Linked DNA regions of Homo sapiens: region 1 is linked to region 2. Evidence: chromatin contacts called from ENCODE Hi-C or POLR2A ChIA-PET data. All regions are on one chromosome and are shown on one strand. Each heading gives the region's core, a stretch centred on a gene start or an enhancer-like site at or near the end of the contact. The rest is flanking DNA. Distances are from core to core; before and after follow the strand shown. Region 1 holds the start of DHPS (deoxyhypusine synthase). Region 2 holds the start of ZNF414 (zinc finger protein 414).

Region 1 (2,981 bases), core at 441-2,940, 4.2 Mb after region 2:
TCTCACGGATGCCTGAACTGATGAGGTTGGATGTATATCCCAGGAAAATGGTGCAGCTGGTAAGTGGGCGGCGGCTCTGGGTCAGGTCCGCGTGCTGGTCTTCATCCTGTGACAGTGGTTCCAGCTTCTTCTCGATCTGTGAGTAAGGGCCAAGTCAAGTTAAGCACTGGCCTTAAATCCCAGACTCAGGACTCCAGGTGGGCTCCAGAAACAGATTTCACCCCAGGCCCTGCACATTCAGGGATACAGGACCAGTTCTACAGGGGACCAAGGAACATCTCCTGTGTAAACTCTGCCCCTTCCCAGACCAGATCTCAAGACACACGTTCAGGATTTGCCCCCACCCTTTTTTTTTTTTTTTTGGACGGAGTTTCACTCTTGTTACCCAGGCTAGAGTGCAATGGCGCGATCTCGGCTCACTGCAAGCTCCACCTCCCGGGTTCAAGCGATTCTCCTGCCTCAGCCTCCCGAGTAGCTGGGACTACAGGCGCGCACCACCATGCCCGGCTAATTTTTTGCATTTTAGTAGAGACGGGGTTTCTCCATGTTGGTCAGGCTGGTCTCGAACTCCCGACCTCAGGTGATCCGCCCGCCTCGGCCTCCCAAAATGCTGAGATTACAGGCATGAGCCACCGTGCCCGGCCTTTTTTTTTTTTTTTTTTTGAGACAGAGTATCGCTCTGTCACCAGGCTGGAGTGCAGTGGCGCAATCTCAGCTCACTGCAACCTCCACCTCGCGGGTTCAAGCGATTCTCCTGCCTCAGCCTCCCGAGTAGCTGGGACTACAGGCGCGCAACACCATGCCCGGCTAATTTTTTGCATTTTAGTAGAGACAGGGTTTCACCATGTTGGCCAGGCTTGTCTCGAACTCCTCTTCTCTTGATCCACCCGCCTCGGCTTCCCAAAATGCTGGGATTATAGGCATGCGCCACCGCGCCCAGCCAGCCCCCACCCTTTTAGGAATCAGAGAGCATCTCCTTTCAGATCCGGTCCCTTCCCCGCTGGGAAAAGCAAATCTAAATTCAAGAACCGCCCAGACTTAGGCTCCTCCTCCCATATCCTCCCTTAATTTGTCTTGCCCCAGGCTCCGCCCATTCCAGAAAGCTTTAAATGTACCTAGAACCCGCCCCCACACCAAGAATCAGTCCTCGCCTCCTCAGGTTACCGTACCAGCATGTAACTACCAGAGTGCAAAATCCCCTTCCCAGGACAGAAACTCCCGCCCAGAATAGGTCCCGCCTTCCTCCAACTATTGGGCAACTCAAATAAAAGACATATCCCCTCCACTGGAAACGCTGCCCCCGTCTAGTACCGCGTTGGTTCTACAAGCCACGCCCCTCCGCGTCCCTAGAAATTCCGCCCGGTCCTCACCATGGCATTGACTTGCTGTACAGCGCGCCCGAAGTTGGTTGCTTGGAAGCCGGTGGTGCCGAAGGCCTCCAGCAGTGCGCGGTAATTCACACCGCGGTTGAAGTCGTAGCCCCGGACCTGGGTGCTTTCGGGCGGCAACGTCGAGCTGTGCTTTAGCACGGCGGCCAGCGCCCCCGCTGGCGCCTCCCGTTCCAGGGAACCTTCCATGCGCCTATAGCCGGCTCTCGAGTCAAAGCTGCCCCTAGGCCGGGCTTACGGCGGCCCAGAAACGCGTTAAACCCCGACGCGCGCGTCTCCGCAAGAGCACAGGAAGTAGGGAACGTGCTTTGGGCGAAAGACCGGAAGTTGGTTTATCACGTGACCATTTTTAGCCCCTGTAAACCAGGTCGCCGCCATTTTTGTGCGTGTGTTCCGTAATACGGAAGCCGCGAGGAGCCTTTAGGCCCTTTCTTTCTTTTTTTTTTTTTTTTTTTTTTTGAGACGGAGTCTCGCTCTGTCACCCAGGCTGGAGTGCAGTGGCGCGATCTCAGCTCACTGCCAGCTCCGCTTTCCGGGTTCACGCTGTTCTCCTGCCTCAGCCTCCCGAGTAGCTGGGACTACAGGCGCCCACCACCACGCCCGGCTAATTTTTTTGTATTTTTAGTAGAGACGGGGTTTCACCTGGTCTCGATCTCCTGACCTCGTGATTCGCCCGCCTCGGCCTCCCAAAGTGCTGGGATTACAGGCGTGACCCACCGCGCCCGGCGCCTTTAGGCCTTTTCTTCCTTTTTTTTTCTTTTTTTTTTTTTTGATACAGGGTTTCGCTCTTGTTGCCCAGGCTGGAGTGCAATTGCCCGATCTCAGCTCACCACAACCTCCACATTCCGGGTTCAAGCGATTCTCCTGCCTCAGCCTCCCGAGTAGCTGGGACTACTGGCATGCACCGCCATGCCCGGCTAATTTTGTATTTTTAGTAGAGGCGGGGTTTCTCCCTGTTGGTCAGGCTGGTCTCGAACTTCCGACCTCAGGTTATCCGCCCGCCTCAGCCTCCCAAAGTGCTGGGATTACAGGCGTGAGCCACTGCGCTTCGGCCTTTACTTGTTTTCATGTGTTCTCGACTTCCCATGAATGAAGATTCTTTTTTATTTTTATTATTTATTTATTTAATTTATTTTTGAGACAAGAGTTACACGCTCTTGTTACGCAGGCTGGAGTGCGGTGGTGCAATCTTGACTCATTGCAACCTCTGCCCCCCTGGTTCAAGCGATTCTCCTGCCTCAGCCTCCCGAGTTGCTGGGATTACAGACACCCACCACCAGGCCTGGCTAATTTTTTATTTTTAGTAGAGATGGCATTTCACCATGTTGGCGAGGCTGGTTCTGCCCTCAGGTGACCGCCCGCCTGGGCTTTCCAAAGTGCTGAGATTACAGGTGTGAGCCACCGTCCCCAGCCAAAATTCCTATTTTAATGCCACCTGCTGGAGACCCACTGCTTGGCCCGGCACTCGCCCATTCGTTTCTGTTCTGTCCCCTCGGGAGGGGAGGATGGTTTTGTTGTTGTTGTTGCTGTTTTGTTTGTTTGTTTGTTTGAGCTAGAGTCTTGCGCTGTCTCCCAGGCTGGAGTGCAGTGGCA
Region 2 (2,931 bases), core at 21-2,520:
GGCATCCACCGGCTGCTCCGTAAAATGATGAGTGGCATCCCTCTAGAAAGGCCCTGAGGTTAGAGATTCTCTACGTCTCGCTTCTATTGTTTCAGGGACTGTGATTCCCCAGAAGACCCCATCACAGATCACCTGGAGGTGGGCGTCGTCTGGGAGGCCGCAGGTCCTCGCTGGTCCCGGAGACTATGCTGGTCAGGCCAGGGCTGGGTCCGGGGCCAGGCTGGCAGCTGTCTGGGGCTGGGGAGGAGCCCTGCTGCATCCCTCCAGCCCCTCCACGTTCCCACACTGGCGGTGTGGCTGCCTGCTCAGGGCCTGGCTCCTCCGACATGGAGGAGGAAGGGGCTGCAGCTGGCACAGCCGGGGACAACACCTCCTTGTCGGTCTCACTGGAGCTGGGCTCTGCAGTGGCCAGCATGTCTGGGATGGGCCCTGAGGGTTTCTCCTCCTGGTGGAAGGAAGAGGCGGAGAGAACCCTTCTGGGCTCTGGGTCAACCCAGTCGGCCCCCATCCTAAGGAATCACCAGCAGGAGAGGATAGGGGAATACGTAAGGGTGGACTAAGCTCTTTTTTTCTTTTTATAAAGATGGGGTCTCGCCATGTTGCCCTCACTGGTCTTGAACCCCTGGTCTCAAGTGATCCTCCTGCCTCAGCCTCCCAAAGTGCTGGGATTAGAGTCGTCAGCCACTGCACTGGCCCGGATTGAGCTCCTTATGCATACGGGAGAAACATCTGCTCTCCTCAACTAGGATAGGTGGGAGCCCCAGTATGCACACAAGCGTGGCCTAGAGGGAGTGGGCGGGGCCAAGGCTACGGAGGCGGGGCTATGGGCAGGCATGGACTGGGAAGATGCTAGAGGAGCTAGACATGGATTGTCTGAGGACCGAGACCGGCCGGCCTCGAGCAGTGTGGACAATCTTGGAGGTGCTGGGGGCCCGGATGTAAGAAGTTTAGGGGCGGAGTCCTAGCCTGACGGGCGTGGTCCATTCCGGGCCGGGCCCGGAAGTAGGGCGCTCTCCGAGTGACAGCCAGCGGCGGACGGGTGCCCGGATGTGGGGGCGGGGTCGGCCGGAGGCTGTAGGCGCGACAGGGCCGCTCCCCGCCAGTCCCCGCAGCTCCGCCGCGCCCGCGACCCCGGTGCCGCGCTCACCATCTTCGACACGGCTCGGCCTCTTGTTTCTGCGGCTCCGGCGGCTGCAGCTTAGGCGGCGGCCACCCTCTGGGCAGTGCGAGTTCGCGCTCACGTCAGCGCCATTTTCCACCTCTCAGCTCTCGCGAGACTGGGGGCGGGGCCTGCGCAGGGCGCTCGGAGAGGGGGCGGGGCCTGAGGGCAGAGTCACCCTGGAGCTCAGGTCGGACGCTGGTGCAATCTTGCTATCTATCCCCGGGCAGTCAGCGCGCACTTCAGCAGACTCCGTGCACGGAGATCCGGGATGACCTCGCTGTCCTAGTCTTCAAAGTGGGCACCTTCATCCCTCTAGTCTTGTCCCAAGATCAGCCCTGGACAGGCGATAAACAGCAGTTCTTTCTTTATATTTTTTATTTTTTTTTGAGACAGAGTTTCGCTCTTGTTGCTCAGGCTGGAGTTTAATGGCGCGATCTCGGCTCACTGCAACCTCCGCCTCCTGGGTTCAAGCGATTCTTCTGCCTCAGCCTCCCAAGTGGCTGGGATTACGGGCGCCCACCACCACGTCTGGCTAATTTTTTGTATTTTTAGTAGAGACTGGGTTTTACCATGTTGTCCAGGCTGGTCGTCACCTCCTGACCTCAGGTGATCCACCCGCCTCGGCCTCCCAAAGTACTGGGATTACAGGCGTGAGCCACCGCGCCCGGCCAGTTCTTTATTTTTTATAGTGTTGAGACAGGGTCTTGCTCTGTCGCCCAGGCTGGAGTGCAGTGATGCGATCATAGCTCGCTACAGCCTTGACCTCCTGGGTTCAGGCGATCCTCCCATCTCAGCCTCCCGAGTAGCTGGGATTACTGGCGTGTGCCACCATGCCCAGCTAATTTTTAAATTCTTTTTAGAGACAGGGTCTCTCTGTGTGTTGCCCAGGCCGGTCTCAAACTCCTGGGCTCAAGCGATCCTCCCGCCTTGGCCTCCCAAATGTTAGGATTGCAGGCGTGAGCCACCTCGCCTCCCCTTGCACTCACATTTTAAAATGGGGAAACAGCATCGCTCGAGCCAGGGACGTCGAGGCTGCAGTGAGCGTGATGGCACCACTGCACTCCTGCCTGGTCGAAAAAGCGAGACCCCCATCTCTAAAAGTTAAATAAAAATGGGGAAATAGTAAATCAACAAGTGCAAAAACAATCTTTTGTCCTATTCAGAGCAATGAAGGAAACAATGAAATGTCGAAGTGATGGGTCAGGGAAGCCACTCTGAGGAGGTGACTTCGGAGCTGTCTCCAGATGATCAAGGAGTGAGCTGGTGGAAAGCCCGAGGAGCAGGGGGCTCTACCGGATAGCTGGTGGTGATGTCCTGGAGTGGGGCAGGACGGGCTTATTTTGGTCAAAGAGCAGCGAGGTGGCCAGGGCACCACTGGAGCAGAGTGGAGGCGGGGTGTGGAGGTCAGAAAGCGAATATGGTGCGCGGCAGGTCACGCAGGGCCATGGGAGTGGTGCAGAGAGAGGAGTGTGGTTTATGTTGTAACCACTGATGAATTTTTAGCAGGGGGAGGCGCATCATCTGATTCCTGGCAGTCACTTGGAGTAGGATGGGCTGTTGAGAGGGCGGTAAGGTAGATCTAACATCTTAGATCTCTCTGCTGCCATATCATCTAAGATGAGATCATCTTAGATCTCATCATGCTGCCATTCAAGAGGTATTCGTTGAGTTCTAGGCAACTGTAGGGTTTTTTTTGTTTTGTTTTGTTTTTTTTGGACGACATCTTGCACTGCACCCAGGCTGGAGTGCAGTGGCGCGATCTCAGCTCA

Evidence for each region. A loop is a pair of places that touch in the nucleus more often than their neighbours do. ChIA-PET counts read pairs that join two places held with the same protein, here RNA polymerase II (POLR2A). Pooled maps may share reads with other maps.
Region 1: a pooled map shows a loop between it and region 2 (4-fold over the local background). The contact joins the promoter of DHPS here to the promoter of ZNF414 in region 2. A Hi-C loop is called at or near these places in 1 of 50 pooled maps. POLR2A ChIA-PET finds 5 or more read pairs at or near these places in 2 of 52 experiments (WTC11 and activated T-cell).

Annotation. Positions count from the first base shown.
Region 1 is chr19:12,680,190-12,683,170 of GRCh38, forward strand. It overlaps DHPS (deoxyhypusine synthase), which reads right to left and starts at 1,691. Exons shown (of 9, transcript NM_001930.4): 1 at 1,371-1,691; 2 at 1-136. The coding sequence starts at 1,577. RefSeq lists cis regulatory regions at 922-1,422, 1,448-1,982 and enhancers at 1,342-1,865, 1,506-1,800, 1,866-2,388, 2,912-2,981.
Region 2 is chr19:8,512,897-8,515,827 of GRCh38, forward strand. It overlaps ZNF414 (zinc finger protein 414), which reads right to left and starts at 1,271. Exons shown (of 8, transcript NM_001146175.2): 1 at 1,148-1,271; 2 at 133-445. The coding sequence starts at 1,150. RefSeq lists a silencer at 972-1,281.